Regions from separate parts of the Homo sapiens genome. Here region 1 is linked to region 2. A link is a loop called in an ENCODE intact Hi-C map of the cell type or tissue named here. Cell type or tissue: CD14-positive monocyte. All regions are shown on one strand. Links, peaks and the distances in the headings refer to the core of each region. The heading gives the core; the rest is flanking DNA. Region 1 holds the start of LOC105372716 (a long non-coding RNA gene). Region 2 holds the start of LINC02970 (long intergenic non-protein coding RNA 2970).

Region 1 (15,251 bases), core at 3,433-11,432, 180 kb before region 2:
CTCGGGGGCGGGTCAGGGGCGGGGCCGCCAGGTCAAAACGCATCCATGACGAGCTTAAGGCGGCCTCCAATCAAGGCCGCCGCGGCCTCCGGCTCCGCCCGCTCCGCCTCTGCCTCCGCCTCCGCCTCCGCCCTGCCCTCACGGGCTTCTCTCCGCCCCATTCCCTCTCGGCCACGCCCACCACGGCCCACTGGCCAGGGAGCCGCTACGCAGATGTTTTCGCCTCTGCGGGTGTAGGCTCCGGGTCGGGCTTCCGGGTCCCTTTCCTGGCTCTGGCGCCTTCCAGCTGTGTGACCGGGCGAGGCCCTGAGCCTCTTGAGGGTTCAGTGCCCTCCTCCGTACAATGGGCCAACAACAGCCCCTTCCCTGGGGATCTCGGTGAGGGTTGGTTGCTCTGCAGGGTGCCCTGGGCCTGTGCCAGCGCGCTCAGGCATCCTGGTGACCAACCACAGCTGGCACTGGTGAACGCAGCCTCTTAGCCCAGGCAGGCTCTGGTCAGCCTCACCTGCTGGGACCGCTGAGTGGTCCAAGAGCTGGCTTGGCTGACTGGGACCTGGGCCTCAGCTTCCCCATCTGTGCAGGGGGCCGCTGGTGATACCGGTCCCTGCCATGCCCTGGTGGAGATATGGCCCAGTGAGACTTCGTGAGGGGTCTAGGCCACTGCTGTCACGTGGTACGTCTTCTACCCTGGCCCCTAGGTGGCCCTGGCCTCAGCCTTGCTCTAAAGAGGAATGAAGCCCAGCCCACAGCCCCTTAGCACAGATACGCTCGGGAGACGGGACCCTCACCGTTACTCATCTCCTTACTGTTCCCTGGACACCTTGGGGTCCCTGCGCCTCTCCACCCGTCCCTGCCAGGTACTCTCCTCCTTCAGTCTGGAGCGCCTCCTCCCTTGGGGGTCCCCTGTGCCTATTGAGAAAAGATGGCATAAAAGCGTGAGACAGGAGCCCGGACCAGGAGACCCGAGGGTGCTGAGCCCCACATTGGGCCGGGTCCACATGGAGACACACGCTTGGCTCATCCCAGCCGGGGCTGTCTGCCTGCTCCAGTGGGAACCTGGGCAGGGGTACTGTCTCCAGGGCTCTATGCTGGGCGGTCGTCATGAAATACCTGCTTTCCCCACACGCCCCCTCCTTTCTGAGGCAGGTGCCGCTGTCACGCCTGCTTTGAGGGGAGGAGTCAGAGATGAGTAGAGTGGGGAACTGCCTGGGTTGAGGGCAGAGCCGGGAATCAACCCTCAGAAGCCTGGCTCCAGCCGACCCCTGACCAACCTCCCTTCTTGGCCTGCTCTAGTCCCTGTGGACCCTCACCTGGGCTCCCCTTGCAAATCACCCTGCAGCCCCCTGGGGTGCAAATGCCTGCCCCCACCCCTTTGCCTGTCTCTCTCCTGCGCAGCCTTCACTCTCAGCTCCAAGGTCACCGCCCCAGCTGTGAGGGTCCCATTTGGTCTCTGTGGCCACACACCTGTGTTTCTCACTCAATAAGTGCTTTGTGGGATACACTTTGCACACTTGTCATTGTGAATCACGGATGATAATTTGTTCAACGTGTGCCTCCCCTGCCAGGCTATCAGCTGGCTCCAGGGGGCCAGGGCTGGGAATGGCGTGGCACCACTGTCCCCCACCTCTCAGGCAAGGCCAACACACAGCAGGTGGACAGTGACCATTTGTGGACTGGCTACACAACCTACTGACCCATTCCCTCCCTTACGGGGATGGAATGAATGATCCTCACTCTTTGATCCCTGTTGCTCAAATTTCCTTCAAAAGATGGATGTGGCTTCCCAAATATCTTGATCCCAGGAACAGAGGACTTGGATCCCAAGTGGGAAACGCTCAGGCCCTGGAAAGGCTTTCCCATGGTCAGTGAACATACAAGCCTTCCAGCTTATAGATCAGTCTTGTATAAGTCTAGCTGCATGAATCATTCCTCAGATCGGCTCTGGGTTCTAAGTGGAGTTTCTTGCCTGGGGAGCTGATGTCATCTCTGGAAGGGGGTGACCACTGCTAACCAGAGGGTGCCCATCTCCCAGCCCCATGGGGACACCTGGTTCTTGGTCATGAGAGTCGGGTGCAATGGAAGGGATGTTTAGAAGGCTTTGCTCAAACATACCCTTGCGTGTCCACATGCCTGTGGTCACAGTTTCCTCCTGTCTGGCTGAGTGTCTGGGACAGAAGTGGAATTCCATTGCAACGAGGCTGACATGGCTGATGGGACTGCTCCCTCTGCCACTCATACCTGAGACCCCAGACACTGTAGAAAGAACGCAGCCTTTGCAGCTGGGCAGCCACTGTGGGTTTTGTTTCCCCAGGTCCTCCTGCTCCACCACAGGCCATCTCCCTGGGCCTCATCCAGACAGCTGGACACTGAGCACAGCTCTGTTGTCCTCTTCCCTGGGCTGAGTGGACTCAGAGGTGCTGGGGACTGCATGGCCGCCGGACGAGGCGGGGGCTTTCCAACCCAACACCACCGAGCCTGCCTCTTCCTGCCCTGGATGCTATGTCTTCCATAGAGCCGCTTTTCCAACACAGCAGGTAGGAGAGGTCGTCACCTAATTAACAGCTCTCATGTCCCCTCCCTTTGCTTTCTTCCTATTTGGGGGAAATTAACGCTATTAAGGTTCTGATCTAATTATTTCCCTTCTGACCAAAGTAGCCTGTGGTTGCAGAAAATTAAAAGTTGGGCTTCAGGGGAACCCCCCATTGAAGGCAACCTGGTGAGGGTGTCCCCAGGCCCAGCCACCAGGCTTGCAGCCAACACATCACACCTCTAGGGGGCGTTTTCCACCCACTGTTTGGACCCAGATCTTGGCTCCTGTCTGAACTCTGCTGGAGGGAACCAAGGGAAGGCGTTTCCGTTCCCTGGGAACCTGCCCACCACGAGGGGGCCACTCTCAGCTTTCAGAAAAGAAGTTCAATTCTTCACATGGGGCATCGGAAGACTCACCATGCTGACTGAAAGGCGGGCTGGTTGTGGCTCTGGGGCAGCGCCCATGATGCCCCCAGCACTAGACTTGGACAATTATTGTTCCCACGATGTCCCCTGCAGGGCCAGGCCACGGCCCCGAGAAGGAGGGAGCTGCAGCGTGCTGGCTTGGCTGCCGCACTCTCGACCGCCTGAGGGGGTTTTGGCTCTTTTCAGGGGTTGCCAGATTTAACATAAAAATACAGGATGCCCAGGTAAATTTGAATTTCAGAAAAACATTGAATAATTTTGTAGTGTAAGTATGCCCCAAATATATATATATATATATATATATATATATATATATATATGTTTGACCAAAGCCTTCTAAACATCCCTTCCACTGTACCCAGCTCTCATGACCAAGAACCACGTGTTCCCATGAGGCTGGGAGACAGGCACCTTCTGGTTAGCAGTGGTCACCACCTTCCTAATAAAATAATATGATATAACATAGCATAATGTAATATAATCCATGTATATATTCGGGACATACTTATACTATAAAATCATTCACATTTTAATTATCAAATTTGAATCAAATTTGAATTATCTGAAATTCAAATATAACTGGGCATCCTACCTTTTATCTGATGATTCTGCTCCTTTTGCCTGAATTACCTCCTGGTCAGCAGCTTGATTTGACTTGAAACGTGGGGCCCACCCAGGTCCACAGCGTCACCTCTGCCCGATGTGAGCTGCATGACTGAGGGGCAGGGTGGGCGGTGCTCTCCCTGCCGGGTGCTCCTTAGGGTCTGTAGAGGGAGGGAGAGAGGCAGGCCATGATAGCCCAGGGGAGACCCAGGACCTGGCTCTCCAGGTACTGCTTTTGTGGGCGCAGAGGATTCCTAGGTAAGGGTGCCTAACTGATTTCACCACGCCTGCCTTGATGGACAGATTCTGCTGCGTGTTTCTGCTGTGAGAAGCCATGCTGTCCTGGAACCCCCGTCCACATGCACACCTCTTATCCTCTGTGGGATGGGACAGTAGGAGGAGGAGGAGGGCTTGAGTTCTGATAGACCCAGGGTGCTCAGAATGCGGGCCCTGCAACGGCAGACTCAGCCTCACCCGGAGACTTGTCAGAAATAGGTATTCTTCCCACATGTGCACATGTGTGTATACATATACACACACACCTGTACTGCCTGCCATGGTACAACACATGTACAACACAGGTACGACACATGCACACACACGTGCACACATGTACACAACACACGTACATGGACACACACATGCACACCCAGGTGCACACACATGCATGTGTATGACACATATATACACACACACACTCGTGTACACGTGCACATGGGCAGCACACCCAACACACAGCTCTGCGGCATCAGACGCTTTGGGGCGGGGCCCAGCACTTCTCCAGGGCTGGTGGGTGCGAGCACCACAGTGGGAGAGGCCACGCAATTGCCACTCGAGCTGTTTTTAAGTTGGCTCACATGGGCTGGGGGGTGCGGGCTGAGCTGCTTCTCATTGTCTTTTTCCAATCTGCTGGGGGAGAGGAGCCTCATGTTTCCTGCCTGCCATGGGGTGTGTGGTCCTTTGAGTTCTCAGTCACCGCCCCATTGTCACCAAGAACCAAGCTCAGCCAGGGACAGTAATCCCAGCACTCTGGAAGCCCGAGGTGGGAAGACTGCTTGAGTCCAGCAGTTTGATGTCAGCCTGGACAACCTAGGGAGCCCTCCATCTCTACCAAAAAAAAAAAAAAAAAATTTCCTGAGTGTGGTGGCACACACTTGTAGTCACAGCTACTCAGGAAGCTGAGAAGGGAGGATGGCTTGACCCTGGGAAGTCGAGGCTGCAGTGAGCTGTGATTGTACCGCTGCACTCCAGCCTAGGCAACATGAGTGAGACCTTGTCTAAAACAAACAAACAAACAAAAAAACAGGCTGAGCTGGAAGGACCTTTGTCCAGCCGGCAAATGGTGACTTCGAGAGCCAAGGGGCCGCACCTTCGTCCTGACCTGTTCAGCCGGAGCCCAGACAACAAGGACCAAGCTGTCGGGATGTGGGAGCGTGTTCCTGGTCACTCTCTGCCCGTGCTGTGCCAGCTCTTCACGGCGCAACATCACTTATGCATCATAGTAACCTCCCGGTAGAGCCACTGCTACCTCCATTGCAGATGGGGAAACTGAGGCGCAGGAGCACTGGGTAATGTGTTTCCTACATCAGGTGGAGGAACCAGGCGGAACCAGGCATGTGCTGAGCCCGCGCTACCCCAGGGCCCATCACCTGGCCTCACCTTCCCTGAATGGTGGGTTTGAGGGGCAGCTGTCCTTTCTCCTGCCTGGGAAGGGCCAGTCTTGTCCATCTTGCTCCCCTTCCCGTGGCCCCCTGGGAGTTTTCTGCAGGCATGGCAGGAATCATCTTCTTCAGGAGAGGTGTCAGATAGCTGAGGGTGGTAGACAGTTGGGGTGCAGGCTGGGGGGTCACCCCAGGGACCCTGCCTAGAGCAAGAGACCAGCTCTCAGAGGCGATGACGTCCGGCAGCAAGGACAAGGCTTCTCAGGTTCCTAGCCGGCCTGGGCCCTTGATCCCAAGAGGCTGGAGTCTCACTGATGTTGGCCGTGGAGCTTCCTGCCCAGGCTGACGGGGAGCCTGGCGCCAGCAGCGCCTCTGCCCATGGAGCCAGCCTCTGCTTGCATGTTCCAGATAAGGCTCTGACACGGCCATCTGTGGTCCATGAAGCCAGCCTCTGCTTGCATGTTCCAGACAAGGCTCTGACATGGCCGTCTGTGGTGAGTGTCACGCATCATTTCACACCGCTATTCTCATCTCCGCGGATCCCTCAAAACCCTGGGACAATCACGACTTTAAAAACACCCAGGATGGAGACATTACACTTGAAAAATGCCACGGAGGCTGGCCTGGCTTCCCAGAGGTTTCAGCTCTCCAGTCGGGTTCCTGTGGGTTCACAAGGGGCAGAATTTATTTTTTAAAAAGATGGAAACTTTCCCCATTCATTCAGCTTCTAAAGTCCAGCTCTGCTTTTTTTTTTTTGTGCAACAAAGGGAAATTATTCTTTGGGTCAACACAGAAAACAGCCAATGTCCTCTTTGTAAAAGGAGCAATTCTTTTCATAGGCAAGAAAAGTCCTTCTGAAGTAAGTCCCTCTGCCCCAGCATGTCCCCTAACCTGGGCTCTGCAGCACCTGGGCTTTGGATGCGTTTTCTGTTGACTGTTAGGAGGGAGATGCTAGGGTTTCAAGGGCCAACCCAGTGGGTGTCAACTGCAGCTCCATGAGGACAACATGGAAGGGAACAGAGAGATGTGAGCCAGGCTCCCGAGTACCAAGCGGGCTTGAGGCAAAGGGTGTTGCTTCCCCTTCTGGCAACATTTCAGAATCTGGAGGGAAGGAGGGAAGGCCTGAGAGCTTCTGGAGAGGAACTGAGTGCCCATAGGACTCAGAGCCAGAGTGACAGCTGCTTGGATCAATGACGCTGGATGCTTGAAGACAAAGTTCACAAGGAACCAAGAACCTCAATTGCAGCCCACATCTTCTCATGTGAGGACAACGTGTCTGCCAAGACCTGGGGTGCTCAGTGCACCTGAAGCACCTGAGCCACAGCAGCTGGGAAGGAGGAGGCCACGGGGACGCAAGGACATGGAGAAAAGGTGAAAGCTGAGAGTGGAAACAAACAGGGCACAGAGAGCCAGTGCTCCGCAGAGTCTGGTTTACACGGAAGGGTTTAGAATGGCATTGTATTTCCTGCCCTTGGACACAAACGTAGCACTTGGCTTCTCAAAAGATGATATTTAAATCGTCATAATACTTAAGTGCTGTTTATCAGGATGGCCTGGTGTATTAGTCTGTTCTCACACTGCTGATAAAGATATAACTGAGACTGGGTGATTTATAAAGGAAAGAGGTTTAAGTGACTCACAGTTCCACAGGGCTGAAGAGGCCTCAGGAAACTTACAATCATGGCAGAAGGGGAAGCAAACACGTCCTTCTTCACGCGGTGGCAGGAAGGAGAAGTGCCCAGCAAAAGGGGGACAACCCCTTATAAAACCATCAGATCTTGTGAGAGCTCACTCACTGTCACAAGGACAGCAACCTGGGTAACCGCTCCCGTGATTCAGTGACCTCCCCCTGGGTCCCTCCCATGACACGTGAGGATTATGGGAGATACAATTCAAGATGAGATTTGGGTGGGGACACAGCCAAACCATATAACCTAGTTAGAATCATCCTATAGACGAAAAAGGAGGTCTCAAATGTATGATTGAACGAAGGCAAATGTCCAAGATCTTAACAACGTGAAGGGGACATAAGGAAAAGATGAGGGTGGGAATGCGGGTGGGAGGGGACCCAGGCTTTCCCTCCGTGGGAGTAGTCAGAAGTCACCAGCCAAGAAGCACAGCTCCAGTGCATTGCTTACAGGTATGAAGTATCCACCGGCCATCTGAAAATAATGCAGTAACTAAGAAAAACAGTGGCGAGAGGAAGGAGTGTCGATGCCCCAAATGGATCATCTTCCAGAGCACGTCTACACCGAGATCAAGAATGAAAAGGTGGGAGCAGATTTAAGGCTCTTGGGCAGCTCTGCGGCCTGCTGTGTTGAGTGTCCTGGTGAGCAAATCTCTCAGGTCTGGGTGGTCAGGCTGGCTGTGGCGGCGGCCAAGGCAAGACAGATGGGTATTGTTGGGCCCTCCTGGACACACTGCAGCCTTGGGACACAGGCAGGTGCTGGCTACAGTCAAGTGGCCTCTTGTCCTTGCTGCGTCTGACCCCCCATCCAGCCTGTGAGCCCTACCTTCCTCTTGGGGCTAAGCAGCTGGAGGCTAGGCTTCCCTCTCAGGGCCTCAGACAGTGCAAGCCAGAGGCGTGGGCAGCTGACCAGGCTAGGAGCACTCCTGGGCCACCTGGGCTCCCAGCAGGGTGGGGGGCTTGTGCCTCTGCCCACGCTGCAGCCACGTGGGCTCCTCTCCTATTCGCTGGGAGCTGGAGCAAAGCATCAGGCTCTGTGCCCTGCAAGCCCAGAAATGCCTGTGGGCACTGGGGCCTGCCTGCTGGCGGAGGCTGAGCTGACTCCAGGAGCCCTGGGGGTGGGTCCCGAGCTCCGTGTGGAGGTGCACAGGCTTGACGGCCACGTGAGAACCCAGATGCTGCGGTGCTTGCTGGGAAACTCCGGGAAAGGCTCTACATGGCCTTTGTCTGACTTGTCTGGGTAATTAGGGAAAACGTCTTCCGGTGGGTTTTTGTTTCCCTGAAGTTTCTGGTGATTGAGCTCCTGGGAAGTGAGGCTGGTTTTTGCTTGGCTACCTCAGGGCCTCAGCAAAGCCTGGAGGGGCTTGGCGGCTGGTGGAAAGGGGCCTTTTAAGCCGCTTCCTCTGGGACTCACGGCTGCGCTCTCCTGGTGGGGCCGTCGCAGGCTGAGCGTGACAGGCAGAAGCTTCTGCCCAGAGTCTCTGGGTCTGTGATGGTTGACAAGCCCCACAGGGCCCCTTTCTCTTCCCCTGGAATAGTGGGGTTGTGTGTGGGTCTCCACCCAGGCCCAGGGGTGCAGGGGCCCTCACAGGGCACAGGGGTCCTCGGGGGGCGTAGGGGTCCTCAGGGGGTGCAGAGGCCCTCGCAGCACTTGCTGTTCTTCCAGGTCTGGGCAAGAGGCCCCGCCGCGTTCCCTTAATTCTCAGGTCTTTGGAGTGAATGCCTAAGGCCTCCAAGCCCCGGGTCTCCTCTGTATCAGGCGCTCACGCTGTGGGAGCTGCTTTCTCTCTGCTCCACTTCTACAGAGAAAGAAAATCACAAGCATTTCCCACACTTCCCCCAAGCCTTGACGTATCACAGTTCACTCATGGAGTTGTCAACAGACACAGGCACACACAGACCAGACTGTGGGCTCGGGAGGCGGGAACAAACCCCTCCTTCAGGAGACCTGGCAGCAGGCCAGGGGGCGCCCCAGGGCCCACCCAGCGCAGGGGCAGGCAGCCGCTCCCTCCTGCCCCTCGCCTGCTCCAGCTGTGGGCACTGGGGGCTGCCCCTGGCCCACCCCGCCCTTCATCCCCTCACCTCTGCCTCACCCCATGCTCCATCCCTCCCATGTCTCACCCATCCCACCCTACCCTCACCCACCTCCACCCGCCCATCAATTCCCCCACCTCTGCCTCACCCCACCCTCCATCTCCCCACCCGGTCCCACCCAGCCCCATCCCACCTTCCATCCCCCACTCCACCCCATGCTACCCCACCCTCCATCCCCCACCTCTGTCCCACCCACCCCATTCCCCTCACCCTTGTGCCCCGACTCTCCAGCCCCATCCCTCCTCCACCCAGGTTATCCTTCCTGCGGTACTTGGTGTGTTTCAGTCTTTAGTAAATTTAAAATAAAATGTGGAATTTTCCCTTCGTAACTGTTGAATCTGGATGCTGTGCACACAGGTGCATGCGATACTAGTCTCTCGACTTTTCTGTCTGACGTTTTTCATAATACAAAGTTGAAGAATATAAACAGCTGTCTCTATGCTGATGGAAACGATTATTACAAAAACTGAGCCAGTCATCGCGCACACAGCAAAAACACTCTGGGATAAAAGAGTCCCTGCTGAAAAGTATCCCCCACCAAGGCTGCCTCCGTTAGGAGAGCTGAATCCCTGCCCCGGGAGGCCTGGGTTTCTGCCATTCCCTAATCAAAAACCAAACAGGTGGAATCCGGCCTCCCCACACTTGCCTCCCTCCCTCGCAGCGTGGCCCGTCCTAGAGGCCAGGCTGTGTTGGCCCCTGGAGATCTGGCCCGGTTAGCACAGTTCTGCTGGGTGCAGGTGCGGTGCCCAGAGCCGTGCTCACGCGGCTGAGAGAGAGGCAGGGGAGAGCCTGAGGCAAGGGAGTCCTTGCTGGGTTGGGAGCTTGAGGAAGGCGGCCCCACCCGAGTGGCCACTGCCAGATACGCTGCCCTCTGCAAGGGGCTTCCTTGGCTTTCGGGCAGGTGATGCCCTAGGATCAGCTGCTGCTGATGCCAGCGGGTGTTGGTGGGGAGCACCCAGCTCGTCACCCCTGGGTGGGAGGCTTATACACCCCTCTTGAGGGCCCTGGAGGGGCTGAGCCCCAGCAGCCCCAAGTGTCACCTCTCTTCTTCCTGCACCTACTTGTGGAGTGTGGCCTGGGGAACACTGGGCCCACCGCTTCTCTCTGAACAGCCACCTCTGTGGGATCGGGGGCTCCAATAGTGGCCAGGTTAGGCACTTAGCAGACTGTGGGCAGGGGTCCAGGAAACCCCACAGCGGGAGCGAGGAATCTGACTTTGCAGCGAGGAGGACGCAGCGGCCAGGATGTTGGGCCAGGCCAGTTCCTTTTGATTTTATTTATTTTTGAGATGCAGTCTCACTCTGTCGCCCAGGCTGGAGTGCAGGGGCGCGATGATCTCGGCTCACTGCAACCTCCACCTCCTGGGTTCAAGTGATTCTCCTGCCTCAGCCTCCCAAGTAGCTGGGATTACAGACACCTGCCACCACACCGAGCTAATTGTTGTATTTTTAATAGAGACAGGGTTTCACCATACTGGCCAGGCTGGTCTTGAACTCCTAAACTCAAGTGATCTGCCCACCTCGGTCTCCCAAAGTGCTGGGATTACAAATGTGAGCCACCGCGCCCAGCGTCTTTTGTGATTTTTGACACAACTTTCTTATTTCAGGAATTGGGATCCTGACACATCCACCAAAGAGCCTTTGAGTACTTCGAAATCACTTGGAACAGGTTCCTGCAAAGCAAACCCTTCTGGGCTTGAGGAGGAAATGGACCCGGAACATTCAGCCCATCTGAGCACAAACTTTCTGTTGACCTGAGAGGCTGAGGCCTTCCTGTTCCCCACTCAGACCCAGGAGGCAGCCTGCCCAGGGGGAGCCGGGGCATGGCCTACGAGCTCCTGGAGTCAGGCAGCTCCTGAGGGGCCGGATGGTCTTGGGCTGGCCAAGCCAGCCTCTGTCGTCCTGTGGATGGTGGGGCCTTGTGTACGCATAGCCTCTGCACAGGGGCACACTGTGGGTGTTTGGACGGACAGTGTCTCAAAAACCCAATTCAGGGCTTGACAGCAGATTTGTCCTCCACTCCATGTGCATATGAGCAAGGAGAGTTAATGCAAAGCTTTCTTCATAGCAGAAGGTTGAAAACAATGTACCTTTCTATCAGCAGAGCAGGCAAGGGGGATACTGTGTGTTTCCCACTGCTGCTGGGACAAATTATAACAAATGTAGCAGCGTAAACCAACGTCCATTTTTCATCTCATGCTCTGGAGGTCAGAGGTTCTCGCGGGTTCTTCTGGTTTTTCTGTTCAAGGTCTCATGAGGCTGAAATTGAGGTTTCAGCCAGCAGGGTTCTTGCTGGGAGGCTCCAGGAAGAACTGGCTTCCTGCTCTGACAAGCTGTTGTCAGAATCCAGGCCCTACAGTTGCAGGACCTGGGTCCCACATCCTTGCTGGCTGTTGGCCAAAGGCTGCTCCCAGCTTCTGGAGGCTGCTCCGTTCTCTGGCTCACGGCTCCATCCTCCATCTTCAGAGCAAAACCAGGTCATGTCCTTACCTCGACTCTCTCTGCCTCCGCCTCCTGCCTTATGGCTCGGCCTCCAGGGAGAAGCTGGCCAATGCGCTCTCTTTTAAGGGTTCATACGCTGGGCTCACTGGGGAATCCAGGATTGTCCCCCACCTTCACCTTAACCACAGCTGCCAAGTCTCCTTCCCCCGCCACACGTCATGGTAGCACATGAAGGGATTGGGATGCTGGCATTCTGCTTCCCACAGACACTAAGCTGCCTCTCTCGGCAGGAGGCGGTGCTGAGTCTCATGGGGAAAGAGCTCTGTGCTGCAGTGAGATGAAGAGACCTCGGCGCCGGTGCTGGGCAGGGAGAAGGTGTTACCGGTGGAGGGTCTGGACTGCAAGTTGTCCAGGTTCTTGGCATTTAAACAAAGAATTGGACAAAATGCACAGCAAAGCAAGGAAAGAATGAAGCAACGAAAGCAGGGATTTATTGAAAATAAAGTACGCCCCACAGTGTGGGAGCGGGAGTGTGCAAGGGCCCTGGATACAGAATCTTCTCGGGTCCAAATACCCCCTAGAGGTTTCCCATTGGCACTTGGTGCTCACCTTATGTAAATGAAGTGGTGACTGCAACCAGTCTGATTGGCTGCAGAGAGCAACCAATCAGAGGCTGAAGTGAAGTTACAAAGTTACACTCCTGGCCAGGCACTGTGACTTATGCCTGTAATCCCGGCACTTCGGGAGGCCCAGGCAGGCGGATCACCTGAGGTCAGGAGTTCAAGACCAGCATGGCCAACACGGTGAAACCCTGCTTTAGTCTCTACTAAAAATACAAAAATTAGCTGGGTGTGGTGGCGTGCACCTGTAATCCCAGCTACTCAGGAGGCTGAGGAATGAGAATTGCTTGAACCCAGGAGGCAGAGGTTGCAGTGAGCTGAGACTGTCCCACTGCACTTCAGCAAGGGCAACAGAGCGAGACTCTATCTCAAAAAGCAAAACAAAATGAAAACAAACAAAAAGCCAAAAAACAAACAAACAAACAAAAAACAAAGTTACACTCCTATGCAAACATCTAATTGGTTGCAAAAAGCAACCAATCAGAGATACTTTTAATTTTCCATCTGCCGGGTTTGCAAAGGGAGTAGCCTCTGGTCCTTTTGTTACTTAGGCCTGGAAAGTTAGAGTTTTCCTTTCAATTTAGAATTTAGTTCTAATAAGTCAGTGTGAAACAGCCTTAGGTTCCCTGACCAGACCCAATTCTCCTGATTCAAAGGGACAAATTGTCCGTAGGTGGGAGAGGAGGGACCAGGTTGTCCCATCCCTCTAGGAGCATGTAAACGCCTCCCAGGGCTGCCTTGAGGAAGAGGCCTGGGGCTGGGAGGACGTGGACTTTGCTTTTGCCTCCTGTGTGTGGCTCCACGTGCACGTGTTACCTACTGGAAATTATACTTTTTTTGAGACGGAATCTCACTCTGTCACCCAAGCTGGAGTGCAGTGGCGTGATCTTGGCTCACTGCAACCTCCGCCTCCAAGGTTTAAGCAATTCTCTGCCTCAGCCTCCCGAGTAGCTGGGATTACAGACTCCCGCCATCACTCCCGGCTATTTTTTTGTGTTTTGGTAGAGAGGGTTTCACCATCTTGGCCATGCTGGTCTTGAACTCCTGACCTCGTGATCCACCTGCCTCGGCCTCCTAAAGTGTTGGGATTACAGGCGTGAACCACCACGCCAGGCTTTATACTCTTATTTATAAGTTGTATACTTTTGAAAAACACAAAAAATGAAAAGACAAGACTCAGAACATGTCCCGGTCACGGCGCACATGGAGGCTGGTAGATTGGGAAGCTATTTTGGGCTTCTTGGCAAGTGATCAGTGAAGGCCTTTTAAAGCCGCCCTTGGCCCCTCCCTTGAGCTCAGCCCGGAGCCTGCAGGTGGCTGGCAGCATCCCTTAGAATTCTCCTTAGACTGGACATGAGGCTGGCTTTCCCGAGGGATGGGAAGGCGGCGGCAGGTACGCTTTGCAGGCCGCACCTCCATGGGCGGAGGCGGGCAGGGTGTCCGAGGCTGTGCCCGGAGTGGGGGCTGGGCCACACTGTTCTCACAAGTGTCATGTCTTGGGGTGTGGCACGTTGCATTCCCTCGGTGGCACCTGGGCTCTTCTCTGAGCAGACACCTCATCTGCCTGTGAGAGTCAACAGCAAAGCAGCAGCCAGGAATAAGCATGGTAGCAGGGCGGAGACAGCGTCGTAGCAGGGCGGAGACAGCGTCCTGTGCAGGGGACTCCACAGGTTTCCTCCCTTGCCCCTTCCTAGTCACATGGAGTTGGAGCATCTCATGGGGTGTTGGAGAAATACAATTAAAAACAAAATCTCTTGCTAACCCCCAGACCTCTCCACTAAGGCAGAAAAGAAAGAAACCCGTTTTGCCATTGATTGAGCATCAAACCAGGATGCCAGGTGCACGACGTGCAAGCTGCTGAGAGTTTGCAAAGACAGAGAGAAATCTCAGCCTGCACACAGCCGGGCGGATGCAGTCCGCTACGTGCATCTCTCCTTGAAAGACAAACAGGAGCTCGTCTTCCCGTGGGACGGCTTGGCGGCACCATTTGTCACACAGACGCCACCACACATCCACCTGGGGACTGGGGTGACCATCTGTGCCAGCTAATTGGCTTTATCCAAAGGAAAAACAAACTCCTCGTGTCTCTACGACGGGAGGTGGTTCTGAAGCACTGCGCCCGCCAAAGTCGGGCTCCTGGGCTTGGGCAGGGAGCGGGGAGGCAGGTGCCGCCTTCCTTGATGTCCACGTTTCAAAGATGGTGCATCCTGCCCCTGGGAAAGACATCCCTGGCTTGTGCCCAGGCAGGGGGCTTATTCAGCTTTTAAAAAGATTTACCCACATTTGGCTGGGCATGGTGGCTCATGCCTGTAATCCCAACACTGGGAGGCTGAGGTGGGCAGATCACGAGGTAGGGAGTTCGAGACCATCCTGGCCAACATGATGAAACACTGTCTCTACTAAAATACAAAAAATTAGCTGGGCTGGTGGCGGGCGCCTGTAGTCGCAGCTACTCAGAAGGCTGAGGCAGGAGAATCGCTTGAACCCGGGAGGCAGAGGTTGCAGTGAGCCAAGATCGTGCCATTGCAATCCAGCCTGGCGACAGAGCAAGACTCCATCACAAAAAAAAGAAAAAAAAAAAAAAAGATTTACCCACATTCAAAGAATCCACAACGAAGAGCTTTCTAACTAAAAGCCGAAAGAAAAGGGGTCTGTTTTCCCTTTTGCAGGAAAGAAGATTAATTTAAAAAATTTTTTCATTTGTGTCGACCCTTCCAGGGACCACCGTCAAACTGTCCGTCTGTCTCTCTGGCCCTGCAGCAGCAGGGATGAGCTCATGTCAGCACACAGGGTGCGGGAGGGTGGGTGCTCCCAGTCTCTGCCCTGCTCCTTCTCACAGCGGGGTGGTCCAGTTCAAAGTACAGACACCCTTGAGCCTCAGTTTCCCACCTCATGAAAGGCTGCGTGGCCAGTTCCTTCCTCAAGTGCTGTTGTTGCAGGGGCGAGACTGCAGAGGATTGGTGAGCACGGCGGACTTCAGCCACCACTGACACCGTGGCCTGTGGGCGGGGCCCCGGGGCCAACAGCTCCTGCTTTCTGAAGGGAAGGTGGGGGCTGTGGGGGCTGCAGGGGGTGGGTGTCACTCAGAGGGCAGCATGGCAGGGAGGGGACCTGTGGCAAGTTTTTGGATCAGAGGGGCAGCGACACAGGGCTAGAACCCTGAGGGTGAGCTGGGAATGGGCAGAGGAGG
Region 2 (15,251 bases), core at 4,206-12,205:
GAGCATCCCTGCTTCCTTCCCAGCCAGCCCCTCCAATCCAGTCCCTTCTAGCATGGAGCCCCTTGATAGCTCTCTCCTGCTCTTAGAAACCGACCAGACCCCTCTCCAGGTCTCCAGCCTCCTGCCCCTCCCACCCCCGTACCATGTACGTTTTAACCACAGCAACATCCACGCCATGCTCTTCCCTCCCAGACAATCTCCAGTCATCCTCCAGTCTCAGCTAAAATGTCACCTCTTCCAGGAAGCCCTCTGGTTAAGCCCAGACTCTCTGTCATATTCTAAGCACTTATCATGTTGCATGTTCTGTTAGTGGGTGATCATCTGATTCAAGCTGGCCTCACCCACTGGACAGTGGCCCATGAGTGGGGACCCTGCCTTCTTGCTCATCTTCATATCCCCACACCCAGACAGGACCTGGCCTAGCACTGGCACCCCATGGAGAGCTGACAAATGGACAGACGGTCCAGATGGCCAGTGAGGGACAGCAGGGCAGCCCTGTGGCTCTCTGCTTTCAAGGGGTGTGGCAAAGAGTCCTGGGTGGAGCTCAGCCAGTAGCCTCTCCCATGAGGTCCTGGAAATTGCTAGAAGCCTGGCGGAGGCACATTCAGCACAATGGAGGGATGCTGCTGGAAGCCAGGGGGCAGCTCAGACTGGCGCACCCTCTGCCCCAATCTGTTCCATCTGCCCCAGCTGGGGTCCTGATGATTCTGGGGGTCTGTAGGATGCTGACCCTGAGCCCCCGTCATCTGACTCTGAGGGCCGTGCTTGGGAGATGAGCTCGAGAAATCTCAGCGGCCGCCTCTGAATTTAGCCTTGGAGGGTGCAGGGTGCTCCACGCCTCCCTCCTCTGCCAGGGCCCGTGGGCAGTGTTGCTGGCCAGCCACAGCCCGGGACATTCTTCCAGCAGGGCGGACAGCAGGCGGCCCCCACAGCAGGGCGGGCAGCAGGCGGCCTCCACAGCATTTCCATCCTGGTTTTCTGCTGATCCTGTTAGATCTTTCTGGGATTTCCAGGCTCCCTTCACACAGAGGAAGGAGCTGGCCTGGGACCTACGACAGGACCTCCTGGCACTGGGGCTGCACCGGCATCCCGGGCCCCTCGCTGGCCTGTGGCCCCTCACGCCAGCAGGCCTGTTCCTGCCGGGAGTTCATGCTCCTTCCAGCTTCTGTTTACCTGGAGAGACCTCTTAATGCCCCGGGGTGGGGAATGCCACCCCCCAAGTCCCCAGCCTCTGCATTTCCTCTCTGCCTGTCCCCTGTGGCTCTTCTGTACCTGGTGGGGCAGAAGAGGGACAGTTGTCCCCTGCGGGATGGGAACATTGCCTCCACAGTGGGCAGCTCCTTGTTGCTCAGCGTCTCCCCCACCAAGTCCGTCAGCGGTTCAAGGCCTTGGTTTCTCCCAATCCCGTATCTGCACCCAGGCTTGCCAGCATTATTGCTCAAAGCCAGGGCTGGGGGTGTCCCTGATGTCACACACATCCTCCCCCATGTCACTCCCACACAGCAGCTGCCAGGAGCCTCTGACTTTTAAAAAGCTCATCTTCATCATGGCTGCGGGGTCTTACATGGGGATTCTGAGCCCTTGCTGCCCGCGCAAAAACACCAGCGTCCACTCAGCCAGCAGGCCAGTTAAACCCAGGGCTGGGCGGGGCATTTTCCACTCTGGGACTTCATCATTGCCATCAACTGCTCTTGGCTCTCTAATAAAACCATGGAACCCAGGCACGGTGGCCACGTGCCTGTCAAACCTGCTTCCTCATCTCCTTCCAGGGTTCTGACCAAAATGTGAACAAGTAAATTAAATTAAAGTGCAGTTCGTTTCTGAAAAAACATTATTTTCCTCAATGAATGTTCAAATTGTGTTTTATTTTCCTCTTTTTAAAATACTTTTTTTAAAGAATTGTTTTAGGCCGGGCATGGTGGCTCATGCCTGTAATCCTAGCACTTTGGGAGGCTGAGGTGGGCGGATCACTTGAGGTCAGGAGTTTGAGACCACCTGACCAACATGGTGAAACCCCGTCTCTACTAAAAATACAAAAATTAGCCGGGTACTACTCAGGAGGCTGAGGCAAGAGAATCGCTTGAACCCGGGAGGCAGAGGTTGCAGTGAGCCGAGATCACACCACTGCACTCCAGCCTGGGTGACAGAGCGAGACTCTGTCTCAAAAAAAAAAAAAAAAGAAAAGAAAAAGAGAAAAAAAAGCCAGGTGCAGTGGCTCACGCCTGTAATCTCAGCACTTTGGGAGTCTGAGGCGGGTGGATCACCTGAGGTCAGGAGTTTGAGACCACACTGGCCAACATGGTGAAACCCCATCTCTACTAAAAATACAAAAATTAGCTGGGCGTGGTGGTGAGCGCCTGTAATCCCAGCTACTCGGGAGGCTGAGGCAGGAGAATCACTTGAACCCGGGAGGCGGAGGTTGCAGTGAGCTGAGATCGTGCCATTGCACTCCAGCCTGGGCTACAAGAGTGAAACTCCATCTCAAAATAAATAAATAAATAAATAAATTGTTTTAAATTTACGAGACAGTTGCAAAGATAGTTCAGAGAGCGCCACACACCCACGCCCAGCCCCCCGGGGTGCTAAGGTCTCACGTCACAGGCGACATTGGTCACGGCCAGAGTGCCAGCATTGTCCACGGCAAGGAGCCGGATGCTGCACTTCCCTGACGCCCTCCTGTCCCAGGGCCCCGTCCAGGACCCCAGGAAACATTTGCTCCTCACTCCGTGGGCTCCTCTAGGCTGTGGGTTTCTCAGACTCGCCTTGTTTTTCATGACCTTGGCGGTTTTGAGGACTGGTCAGGACCCTGGTGGAATGGCCCTGGGTCTTCCCAGTGTTGTGCCTTTTCAGCTGCCTGGTGGGAGCCTCCTGAGGGTCCCCTGCATGGCCATGCTGCCCCCCATGGAACCCGAACACCGGCAGGTCTCCAGGGCATGGTAGCTGGCCAAGGACTTAAGATTAGAAAGGTGTTGCCATGGCCTGATTTCTCCGAAGGGTCCCATCTAGTTTGCCTTGTCCTTGCAGGCTGGCCTCTCCCAGTGCCAGGACAGCAGCAGCAGGACAGCAAGCAGCAGGACTGGAAAGAACCGAGCCTACTCCTCACTTCCAGGCATGGACTCGCCCGCCTCACCGGGTCACGGGCCCGACCCCCGACCATTCACTGCAGCTGGGCAGCCTCATCCGGAACACAGAGGGATGGAACAGGGCAGGGCTGGGTCCCCAAGGCAGGACTGGGGCCACCACCTCAACAAGGGGTCCCTCCGCAGTGTCCCAACAGACACCATCTCCCTGCTGGCCTGAGGATTCTGGAACTCGGCTGGGAATGGCCCCAAGAGGAGGAGGTGTTCTTGAAACATCTTTTCGAGGTTTATGAGACATTCTATTAGCCCAGCCTCAGACAACTGTTCGTGGGAGATGCAGCATGTGCACCCCTGCGATAATTTTCTAGGCAAGAGGCAATAAAAAGAAGTGGACTCTAACACGAAGGCACTGCCGCCTTGGTTTGAAGGTTTAAGGCAGGCCCTATATTTGGGGGCCAAGAGACAGTGAGCACATAAGCATTTAATCGGCAACATGGGCAAGGATCATTTCAGAGCGTGCTATATAGACAAGACCCACTTTAATCTATTGGAAACTTGTTTCAGGAGGTGACAGTTTGCTCGTTCCCTTAAACGCTATTTAAAGAGGAAACCAAATTATCTAAAATCGGTGTGGACAGTGGTGGACACACAGCTGACCCTCTCTGTCCTCAGTTTGCAAATACATAGGATTCTGGCTGGGGCGCAGCTCGAGACTAGCCCACGATGGCGACGTGGCAAAGAGGTTTCCAGGTGCAGCCTTCACGGGGCGTGGGTCACATATGAGGGGGCCAGACTCTGGGTCAGCCATTCGTGCACAGGTGCTTTGATCTTCGCAGCTGGTGCAGATATTATCGCCCCGCCCCCGCCCCGTCTCCCAGTTTGGGATTCCAGATTCCCCAGGGAGCGAGAGCTGGCAGCCCGCCTCTGCAGCAGCCCCGTGGGCAGGGCCAGGTGGGGACAGTGTGTGCGCTGCAGGTGCAGAGTCCCCAGGGAGGCCCCGTGGTGTAGCAAGGAAGCTGCTGCATGTGGCTGTGTGGGGGCACTGGCTCTGTGGAAATGGGCACTGCCTGGCCTGGAGCCCAGCACCCCCTGCACCCCTCTAGCCACAGAGGCAGCCGTGCTGGGGCCCTGCCAGCAGCTGAGTAAAACTGCTAATGAAATAGCACCGTTAAAAATGGGCCTGCCGTCCACGCCAGAGTGCTTCGCTGGCCCCCAGCCCAGTGCTCCCTAGCACGGGGTCAGGGTGTGGGTCCCCAGGGAGCAGCTACAGCTGAACACTGCCCCCGCCTCGCCTGGAATGTGGTCCATTCGGCCTCGCGGCCGTTTGCTGTTTGCCTCGCGGCCGTTTGCTGTTTGCCTCGCGGCCGTTTGCTGTTTTCATGCTCTTTCTCCATCCAGGGGGTTTCTTGATGCCAGGAATTTCACCAGCTTTGGCCCCTTCCTCTCCTCCCTTCCTGCCTTCCTCTCCCTTCCTCCCACCTCCAGCAGCGTCTTTTTCTCCTTTCAGAATTTCAGATGGTGTCTTCCATTTGCATTAAAACCAAACAGTTTAATCATCATATTTAAATAAAGGCGTTGCCTGGAACTGCTCTCTTCCTTAATAATGAACCTTGGCATGAGGAAGGAGCCTCTATTTGTATTTTTAAAATTGCTTTTACAAGGTGTGGGGAGGGCCCTTCTGGAAGGAGAACTTTCTTTGCTATTTCTGAATGAGGAAGAGTTTGCATTTCTCTGGGTTGCCCGGCCCAGTTGTTCGTGTTGTCTTGGAGTAACACGGGGAACAGCTGTTCATGATAAATGTGTTGCTCACATGGCCTCAGTGGTCCCCACCAGTGGCTTCTGGGTATTTAGCATGGCCTGGAGGCCTTGAGTTACGAGGGCTCCCCTGTGGGCTCTGCTTTGTGCACCACTGAGCTTCAGGAAGCCGCTGTGAGGTGTCAAGCCATGCCCCCTGCTCCCCCCAGCTCAGCACGTCCTGAGCCCCTGAAAACTCTCACCTTCTCCAGACAGACAGGACTTGCTGGCTGCTTTAGATACTAGTACAATATTGTGGATGGTCGGGGGGGTCCCCAGGAATGGCCAAGGGAAGGGGGTGTCCTTTAAACCCCTGAAGCTGGGTAAGGAGGCCTTTTAAAAAATAGGGCTGTTTACAGGGGGCAGGGCCAGCTGAGGCCTTGGACCTCCAGAGACACTTCCTCCCCCAACTTCCTCCACCCCCAGCCCCATGCCACCCATCAGGCCTGCTCTGGCCAAGGCCCTGCCTTTCACCCAGCTCCCTCTCCATCAGCCAGAGAAAGGATGCTAGAGAAAAGTGCACCTTCCCTAGAGAGGCTACAGGAAGATTCCCGGTCCCGGTCAGGTGGGCAAGTCTGGTGGGCAGTGCCAGCGGATGCAGGGCTGAGCTGCGCCTGGCAAGGGCCAGCCAAGTTCACGGAGGGTTGAGCTCAGCAGGCGCACCACAGGCCTGCCTGCTAGAAGAGGTCATTGCGGTGGTTTCTGTGGGTCCCCAAGGCTACAGGGGTGTGGGTGAGGCAGGAGGGTTGGGGGAAGGGGCAGGCTCTGACCTGGGGCACCGGCTGGGAGGGTATAGCAGTAGGTCGGCTCTGCTAGGAGTGTGTGCACTTTCTACACCTTCAGGTTCTGAGCAGCGAGTCCTGAGCCAAATCTTGTCTCTCAGGAAAACCTTGGAGGTGTCTGTGTGTGCATGGAGGTGGGGTGCACCTGCTCCCACAGGTGTATGCTCCCGGGGGGTCAGGGTTGGTGGAGCATCCAACCCTTGCTGAATGCAGACCTGGGACACTGAATGGGGCAGGAAGCCCCCGGCTGACCGGACTGCAGCAGAACTCGGGGCTGTTCTGGGGCTTGCCTCCCTCCCCTGCAGCAGACAGGGCTCCAAAGCTATGGGGCAGGTCCTGGCAGGTGATGGGGCAGGTCCCGGCAGGTGATGGGGCAGGTCCCGGCAGGTGATGGGGCAGGTCCCGGCAGGTGGCATGCACGGGTGGGCTGTGCATGACTCGGGGCCTTGCTGGGTGGCCACACGAGTGACTGGAGGCATTTTCAAAAGATGCCCCATGGGTCTCCCAGCCCCAGGCTCTTCTCTAGCATGACCAAGGCTGCTCCCATGGAGGGGTCTCTGTCCCCTCTTCTGGAATCTGAGGGCCTCGTGACTGTCGGAAAGGATGCCAGGTGGCTCCGCGTCTCGGCTTCCACCTCTCTCTCAAGTGCTGGCCTCGGGAAGCCCACCCATGTCACATGTGGGGCTGCCGGAGAGGCCCAGCCCGAGATCCCGGCTGCAGGTCCCACTGATGGCGGCATCGTCTGTAGGAGACTCCCTCTGGAGTCTCCAGGCTCTGGCCCCAAGGCTTCCCCGAGGAGGCTGCAGACCTTGGGGAGGAGGCCTGGGCCATCCCAAGTGGCCTGTCGGAGTCTCTGACTCACAGGCGCTGTGAGCAGCAAGCATGGTCGTCCCGCAGCCTAGGCCTGGGCGCCTATTGTGCATCCCAGAAGCTGGAACGCGTGCTGGGCACAGACAGCTCCTCAGAGCAGAGTGGCCAAGCTGTGGCACGTCTGGGGGCCGATCCCCGTAGGGCTGAGTCTGCCAGGGGCACCAGCCACAATCCTGAGTACTGATTATGCACTGGCTGAACAAGCTGTCCCCAGCGGCTCTGCTGTGGTTCTTTGGTTGAAGCAAACGCTGGCGCTGGGTCTCACCTGCCTCCACACTTGCCCTGGCTCCTGGAGGCTCCAAGGGATGGGGCATCTCGTGAACAGGTGGGGCCTGGGTCTGGCCAACTGTGTTTGCCTCTGGCGGTGGCCAGGTCCAGCACCAGCACTTTGCTCACTCTGGTCCCCAGAGGGCTGGGCAGGTGCTGCGGCAGGAGGTGCCCCTGACCGCGTGGCCTGCTGGAAAGGAGCCTCCCAGCTCAGCGGCAGCCGGAGACAGTGTCCAGAGTGCCCGCAGTGCCACCCGAGCTCAGAGCCTCTCCCAGCGCCAGCACGATCAGAGGATGCTTTAACCGAAGCCATTAAGCTGTCACGGCCCATCCGCCTCCCGCCCCTTCCTGTCAGTTACTGCAGGCGGGGGGGACGCGGGGGGCAGCAGCAGCGGGGTGGGGGGAGCCCCTCCGCTTCCCTGAGTCACCGCCATCCGGCCAGACTGCCCACCACCGGCTCTGAGCTCATCGGCTCTGCGGTCAATCACTTCCCTCTGGAGCTGGGCAAGGCACTGGGGAAACGTGGGCCTGAGCAGGACTTTGCAGCCAAGGCCACTGGACTAGCTTGAGAGTCCTGGGCAGCATCCAGGCACGGGCTCCAGGCCTTCTGCCCCAGCTCGAGGTGCCATAGCAGGTGCCTCTCATGGGATTGGGGCAAGTGGCACAGTCTTGAGGCTCCCCCAGTCAGACCCTTCCCCCTTCTCCCCAGGCCATGGTGGGCAGGTGGCCACTTCCGTTGCTGCCTGTGTCTGAGGACATTGGCCCAGGGTTGGCAAGAAGAGGAAGGTGTTGCATCAACATGCAGCACATTCACCTGACAAGGAGCTGGCCGCAGCCTCCGCTGCCAAACGGTGACGGTGCTGGCTGGTGCCCCCAGGAGCTGTTCACCACCTCCCGGGCTAATGGCGCTTGCTGCCTGGCACACAGCAGGTGACTACACTGCATGGCTTATAAATGTGGCCTCTGCCAGGAAATCCTGGGAAAGAGCCAGGGAGGTGACGTTTTATCCACGAGCCTGCTATGGCTTAGCCTAGCCCTCCCCTAACTGTGACCAAGCTCTGGATGAGACACAGACAACTACTGAGGACCTGCAAAGTAAGGAGACTGCAGGGCGGAGGCGGAACTTGGAGGAGTGACCTGCCGTGGAGTTTCTGGTTTCCTCCTTGTGGCTTTGTCTGGAGGGCAAGCCCCACTCTCAGATCCACATGGCAACACAAGCAGCTAAAACGCAGATAGAAACCCCAACCTGGGAAAAGGAGTCCTACAGGTAAGAAAGGGGTGGAACCCCAGAATGGGGAGAGCCGGGGAAGAAGAGAGGGGTGGAACCCTGGAAGGGGGAGAGCCGGGGAAGAGAGGGGGCAGAACCCCAGAAGGGGGAGAGTGGGGGAAGAGAGGGGGCAGAACCCTGGAAGGAGGAGAGCAGGGGAAAAGAGGGGGCGGAACCCTAGAAGGGGGAGAGCCAGGGAAGAGAGGGGGCGGAACCCCGGAAGGGGGAGGGCTGGACACGGCAATTGCCTAATTCTGTGCATGAATCCGCATAAGTCTCACAGTGCCACCCAGCAGTGCCAACCCAGCAAAGGTCTTGAGAACCACACTGAGAGAGGTGGGGTTTGGGATGAACCTGGCTGCTAAAGTGGAAACAGCAACGTTCCCCGAGGGCTAGGACAGCACCCAGAGTCCACACGGTGTGCTCAGACGTAAAACAAAATTACTCAATAGACACAAAACTAGGAAGGTGTGATCATCCTCAAGAGAACAGACAATGCTCAGATGCCAGCCCCAACTGACACAGATGCCTACAGCAGCCGCGGTAACTGCTTTGCGAGTTGCACGCATACACAGCACACGCACACACACCTCAGAAAGGAGCATTAGATGAAATGAATAATAAACCTCACAGAGAGGTAGGAAAAAAAATAAACAAATGAGTATTTTTGAACTAAAAGAATAGAGTATCTGCAATTAAAATTGTACTGATGGACTCAATAGCAGAATGGAGACAAAGGAAAGCCAGCGAACGTGAAGACAGATAAATAGAAAATATCCACTCCGAAGAACGAAGATAAAGAGGAAAAACAAGAACAAGCATCACGGGCCAGCTGGGGTCGTATCGAAAGGCCCAGCACATACCTGGTTCCAGAAAGCAAGGAGGAGGTTGGGGCAGAAAGTTATTTGAAGGAATATTGGCTGAAACATCCCAAGTCTGGTGAAATACATAAATGTAAGCATTCAAGAAGCTCAGTGAACCCCAAAGAAGATAAACAGAAAGGAAAATAGACCCAGACATAGCATCATCAAATTGCTGAAAACTGAAGAAAACATCTGGAAAGCAGCTAGAGAAAAACAACACATTTCGTACACAAAAGCAGTGACTCCAGTGACTACAGAATTCTTGCCAGAAACCACGGCAGCCAGGAGACAGCAGAACGATGTCTTTAATGCATGAAAGGAAAGGTTTCTCCTTGCAAGGTGTTTGTTCATTTCTTCCAAGTTGTGGAATATATGGGCAGAAGATTGGACACCATCCCCCTCGACTCTTTTTTCCCATCTGTAGGGTCTGCGGTGATGTCCTTTTTAGCCTCCATGTTTGTAATGAGGGTCTCTTTGTTTTGGGGTCAGTCTGGCCAGCAGCTTATCAATTGTATTGATCTTTTCAAAGAATCAGCTTGGGTTTCATTTATTTTCTCTATTTTCTGTTTTTGTTTTTTGTTCAGCTGATTTCCACCCTGATCTTTATTACCTTCTACTTTCCGCATGCGTTTTGTAATTTATTTTTCCCTTACTAGTTTCTCCAGGTGAAAGCTCCTATCATAGTTGGCAAGGGTTTTCTGTAAAGGGCTAGAGAGTAAATATGTTTGGTTTTGTGAGCCACGTGGTGTCTGTTGCAACCACTCAACTGCTGTTGTAGCGTGAAAGCAGCAACAGAAAACACATAAAATACCAAGTTGTTCTCCAGCATAACTTTATTTTCAACAGCAAGAAGGGGCCAGACATGGCCGGTGGGCTGTAGCTTGCTGGCTCTTGGCTTAGAGTGATTTGTGATCTCTTCCTTTTTTATCGTTTCAGCAATTACTGCTGTAAAATCTATCCTAAACACCAGTCAATCTGCATCCCACAAATGTTGATATGTTGTTTTAATTTCCATTGAATTCAAAATAGTGTCTAATTACCTCTGCATTAACCCTGTGCTTCTGCGCTTTGACATCTGGGGTGACCCAGGAGGGGCTCCCCCTCCAAGGGCTTCCCAGCAAGATCACCCTTCATAAGCAAATCAAGGATTCCAGAGCCCACACCCCAACCGCTCCCCAACTGGGCCACACTCTGGGCCAACGTCCCCCTGCCCTAATCACCCCAGGGCCAGGAGCTACACCCAGACCAGCTGGCATTAATGCAACCAGCCAGTTCTCCACCTGTCCACCCCCTGGCCTGGTCCTTCCCACACCACGTTCCTCGCACCCTCTGCCTCCTGGCCTACCTGGTGCTTGCCCTGTGCCCCTTCACCGTGGTGATGCGGCCAGCTCTGTCCTCTTGGGACCCGTGACAAATCATCTTTTTGATGGTGGTTGTCTCCTGACCTGTGGGCCTCACCCTACCTGAATAACAATGAAAGTTACATTTTAAAAATACCAGGTCACCTCCTCTGTTGATATGTTGTTTTAATTAACAACTTCTAAACAACTCATGAGTTCTTTTGGTTTTTTTGAGATGGAGTCTTGCTCTGTCAGCCTGGCTGGAGTGCAGTGGCACAATCTCGGCTCACTGCAACCTCTGCCTCCTGGGTTCAAATGATTCTTGTGCCTCAGCCTCCCGAGTAGCTGGGATTACAGGTGTGGGCCACCATGACCAGCTAATTTTTGTATTTTTAGTAGAGACGGGATTTCACCATGTTGGTCAGGCTGGTCTCAAACTCCTAACCTCAAGTGATCTGCCTGCCTCAGCCTCCCAAAGTGCTGGGATTACAGGCGTGAGCCACGACGCCGGTCGCTCACGAGTTATTTAGAATTGAGTTGCTTAATGTTTCAGGATGTTCTGTATTGGGTTCTCCTTTCATTCTAATTCTGGGATAGTCAAGGAACACAAGTCTCAACAAATCTTGAGATTATTCTTACTTTGTTCTCTGCACGACTTGAGTCTTTTAAGATCTACTGAGACTTGTGCTGGGACCCAGCGCGGTCGGCCTTGGTCACTGCTCTGCGTGCCCTGGAGAAGCATGCACCGCTGCTGGGGTGCAGTGTCTGGCACGTGCCATGGTCCAGCTGGCCCCCGATGTTCTGTGGGGGCATTGCTCCCCAGCGTGTCCGGACAGGTTCTTGCTGAGCACCGGAACCCTGAACATCCAGGGAATGAGGCGTCAGACACAGTGGGGGAGCTCCAGCCAGCGAGCGCCTGCTCCCGCTCCGGGAAGCGCTCCTGGTCCATGGCATCACCGTCCTCAGGCGCAGTCAGGCCTGGGGATGTTTCCTGCCACCGGAAGTGCCCTGAAGGTGTCCTGGTGGCCGCCGTGTGAAGGGATGATGTGACTGTGCACCACAGTCCCCATTTCAGGAGCACGATTCACCCCGGGACGCGGTCCTGAGACCGTCCCACTCTTTAGGGGCTGTGGGGGATGGAGGAGGGGCTCATGAGAGTCACCCAGACCCACAGTTCACCCTGCATTTTCCCAGTGGTCCTGGGCAGGCCACACTCTCGGCCTCCAAGAACTCGCACCCCTCCCATGACAGAGGAGCCTGGGATCAGGGAGAGGGGATCGTGTGCTCGGGGGCACCAGCCCCATGAGAGGACCTGTGTGGGAGGTGTGTGGTCCTGGCACAGGGCCTGGAACTGCCAGGGCAAGGGAGGGGAAGGACACCCAGCACTACTCTGATGTGCAAACCCTAGAGCTGCCTCGTGGCCACCCCGGGAGGAGAAGGAGGGAGTGTGCAGGGCTGGAAGGGCTGACAGCGCTTTAGACACCGTAACTCCACATTTGTGTTTTTCATGCTTGGAGCTTCTGTAGGAAGATGGAGGTTGGCCAAAGTTTCAGTGACTAAAAGTGTGAAATTCATTTAAGTCCATCAAACTCAAACTTGTGCAGGCACCAGGCAGTCACCCTTGATGAAGGCAGCTGGCCAGGCATAAGGGACACAATCCGCAGAGCCAACGAGACCAGAAATGATGCTGGACCACAGAGCGCGTGGACAGTGAGGAGCGGTGAGGCCTGTGCAGAGGGCAGTAGCCAAGCCCAACACAGCTGAGTGCAGCCACGCACAGCCCAGCCACGCCACACCACGCCCAGTCACATCCAGCCCAACACAGCTGAGTGCAGCCATGCCCAGTCCAGCCACGCCACACCACACCCAGCCACACCCAGCCCAACATAGCCATGACCAACCACACCCAACCCAGCCCAGCCTAGCCACGCCCAGCCCAGCTCAGCCGTGTCCAGCCCAGCCACGCCCAACCCAACACAGCCACGCCCAGCCCTTGGAAGCCACACCCCACTCCCCACACCACACCTGAATACAGGCCTAGTGTTACCAGAACTTCTAATTTTCCAACAGAAATGTGCAATTGGGGTCATTATGTTCAGTTTCCCAGTTTTGAATATAGTTTCAACTATCTTGACCAGCTCTACTGAGGATTATTTGACACAATCAACTGCACATGTAAAAGTGATGATTTGGAAAGCTTCGACCTATGTGCACACCCACGAAACCCTTCCCATGGTCCACGGTGAACCTCGTCACCCACAGCATGTCCTCCTGCCTGTGTCCTCCCACCCCTGTCCCCAGGAACCACCGATGTCACTACAGACAACTGCATTTTGCAGAATTCCATATGAACGAAGTCACATGTATACACGCCTTCTTTCACGCAGCATAATTATTTTCACGTTTGATTTTGTCATGTGTTTCAAAATTCCACTCCTTTTTATTTCTGCGTTGTATGGATGCACCATGATTTGTTCATCCAATCACTTGTTGGTAGACATTTTGGTTTTTCCCCCAGGTTTTTGCTATCACAAATAAAACTGCTATGGACAGTCATGCATAAGTCCTTGTGTGAACGCGTTTTCATCCCTCTGGGAAGAATTCCTAGGAGTGGAACGGCTGAGTCTCTGGTAGGGGTGTGTCTAGCTTAAGAACCTGCAGGACAGTTTTACAGAGTGGCCGAACCATCTTCCATCCCCCCCAGCAGTGTACGGCAAACTTTCAACAGCACTGCACAGCCCTAAGACGCACATGCCTGTGGGTGCTGCCCAGCCGTGGCTGCCAGCTTGTCTCTGGTCCAGATCACTTCTTGTTCAACAGATGGGGAGGCCTAGGGAGACCACAGGCCATGCCAAAGGTCATGCAGCAGCTGTCAGCTGAGCAAGGCTGGCAGTGGCCCAGGCTGGTCATGCCCCCTCCATGCTGGCAACTGTCTCCACCAAGGCACACTCTGGTGGAAGCTGGAGGCAGGGGACACTACTCTAAGTGGAGTCATCTGAGAGATGCACCGACCACACCTCTTCTGTGTTTCTATCCCCGAGCTCCCAGGGGCCAGGACCACCTGCCCAGGGAGTGCTCATTGTGCCAAGAAGAACATGACCCAGCACAGGGTCACTGCAGGTCCCTAAGCAGAAGGGCTGGCCCGGGCAGGACCCCAAAGGCTCGGTAGCAAGGTGCTCCTCCCGAAAGCTGTGATTCCCGGAGTGATCCGGGCTCCGGGGTGGGACCTCCTGGTGCAGGGTCCTGAGCTTCGCCTATGCCAGGCTTTGGAAGCATCCTCTGAGGGCCCCTTCGGAAGGAGCATTGGGATGAATTAAACAGCAAGGCAGGGCTCGCCTAGTGCATGCTCTGCTGACAAATGCGGTCATTTTTCTCGATTCTGGGAAAGAAGGGATACGGACTTGTTTCGTCTTGCCATGTCTAGAACTCCTCTCGGAGTCTCCAGTTAGTAGGGAGAAGGGAGTGCCGTGGTCTCTGGGTCCTGCTGGCACGTGGAACCCAGTTCTGCAGGGTCTCACACCTGTCCTCTTCTTGTCACCCTCTCTGTCTTTCTCAGCAACTTTTCAGAAGCTTCAGAAGAAGGACGCCGGAGAATGCCCGCCCGGGACTCCGAGGTGCCCTGTGCTCATGGATTGGTCCTCCTGGCTCCATGAGTGTGAGTGAGTGTCTGCAGGTCCCTGGCACAAAAGCTGCAGTGCTGAGCAGGTGGCTAATGGCCCTGGCTGGGTGATTTTGGACAAGTCACCTTTGCCTCTCTGGCCTCCATTGTCCCTCTGTCAAACAGGCCCCACGACAGCAAGCGTTGGTTATTGTGTCTATGGTCAACATCCCACCTGCCTTTCTGGGCAGAGACGTTTGGGAGCAGTGGCTGTATCCCTGAGCACGTCGTAAGGGCACTTTCCTGCATGCCCTGGCTGGAGGGACCTGTTGCTGGGAAAACTCCCCAGAGTGTGAACCGGCGGCGGCTCCACCATCTGGGTGCCGTGGGCATGGTGCATGGCGGGAAGGAGGCCGGCACCACAGAAGGGTGGCAGCTGTCCCCGGAAGGCTCTCCCCTGAGGGCGCCCAGGGCTCCACCGCTAGCCAGCCATCTCCTTGCAGTAAGGCACGTTTCCTCCAGATCCTCTCGGAACTGCCGGGAGTGGCTGCCCCACCCGCCCAGCTCTCCCTGGGTCCTGCCAGGCAGGGAAGCGTGAACCGAGACGGGCTCGGGATGGCTCTCAGGCCCTCCCTGCTCTCAGCACCAAGGGAGGCACCCAGAGACTGATCTGTGGGGGCAACGGAGACTCCGGGTCCCCCCACCAGGATACGTCCCCTTTCTTTGCATCTGATGCTGACACACACATACGAGGAGCCCAGAGGCAGAAACGGGACTCAGAGCCTGACGCTGAGGCTGGTGTGTGGGGCTGCCTCTCCCAGTGCTGAGGCTGGCGTGTGGGGGCTTCCTCTCCCGACACTGAGGCTGGCGTGTGGGGCTGCTTCTCCCGACGCTGAGGCTGGCGTGTGGGGCTTCCTCTCCCGACGCTGAGGCTGGCGTGTGGGGCTTCCTCTCCCGACGCTGAGGCTGGTGTGTGGGGCGGCCTCTCCTGGTGCTGAGGCTGGCATGTGGGGCGGTCTCTCCCGACCTTGAGGCTGGCATGTGGGGCTTCCTCTCCCGACGCTGAGGCTGGCGTGTGGGGCTTCCTCTCCCAACCTTGAGGCTGGCATGTGGGGCTTCCTCTCCCGACGCTGAGGCTGGCATGTGGGGCGCCCTCTCCCGACCTTGAGGCTGGCATGTGGGGCTTCCTCTCCTGACCTTGAGGCTGGCATGTGGGGCTTCCTCTCCCGACGCTGAGGCTGGCGTGTGGGGCGGCCTCTCGGGAGCAGGCGGCCTCGGGGATCCTGGGGGTCAGCAGCCCCTCCACAGCTGCACCTCCCGGGACTGACCCTGCAGAACCCACCTCCCGCCAGCCCCTCCACAGCAGGACAGCACCCGCCTCCTTTTCCAA

The links. Peaks named below come from ENCODE experiments on the same cell type or tissue, not always from the same donor. Only the 100,000 strongest peaks of a DNase experiment are listed, where the experiment ranks them.
Region 1: it touches region 2 in a loop (5-fold over the local background); 11 of 110 quality-filtered maps call a loop at or near these places.

What each region holds. Positions count from the first base shown.
Region 1 is chr20:62,779,185-62,794,435 of GRCh38, reverse strand. LOC105372716 (a long non-coding RNA gene) reads left to right here and starts at 155. Exons shown (of 4, transcript XR_936986.3): 1 at 155-857; 2 at 2,312-2,534; 3 at 7,360-7,548; 4 at 10,607-11,218. RefSeq lists a silencer at 1-247 and enhancers at 338-407, 644-1,338. In CD14-positive monocyte, for the core only: no CTCF peak of the experiment used is centred there; DNase peaks (open chromatin) are centred at 6,355 and 6,975; H3K27ac peaks cover 2,002 bases.
Region 2 is chr20:62,595,787-62,611,037 of GRCh38, reverse strand. LINC02970 (long intergenic non-protein coding RNA 2970) reads left to right here and starts at 7,597. Exons shown (of 2, transcript NR_184037.1): 1 at 7,597-8,060; 2 at 13,820-15,251. RefSeq lists enhancers at 5,016-5,805, 5,806-6,596, 6,597-7,386 and a silencer at 7,129-7,278. In CD14-positive monocyte, for the core only: no CTCF peak of the experiment used is centred there; DNase peaks (open chromatin) are centred at 7,247, 7,597, 7,897, 8,307 and 2 weaker places; H3K4me3 peaks cover 5,131 bases; H3K27ac peaks cover 6,884 bases.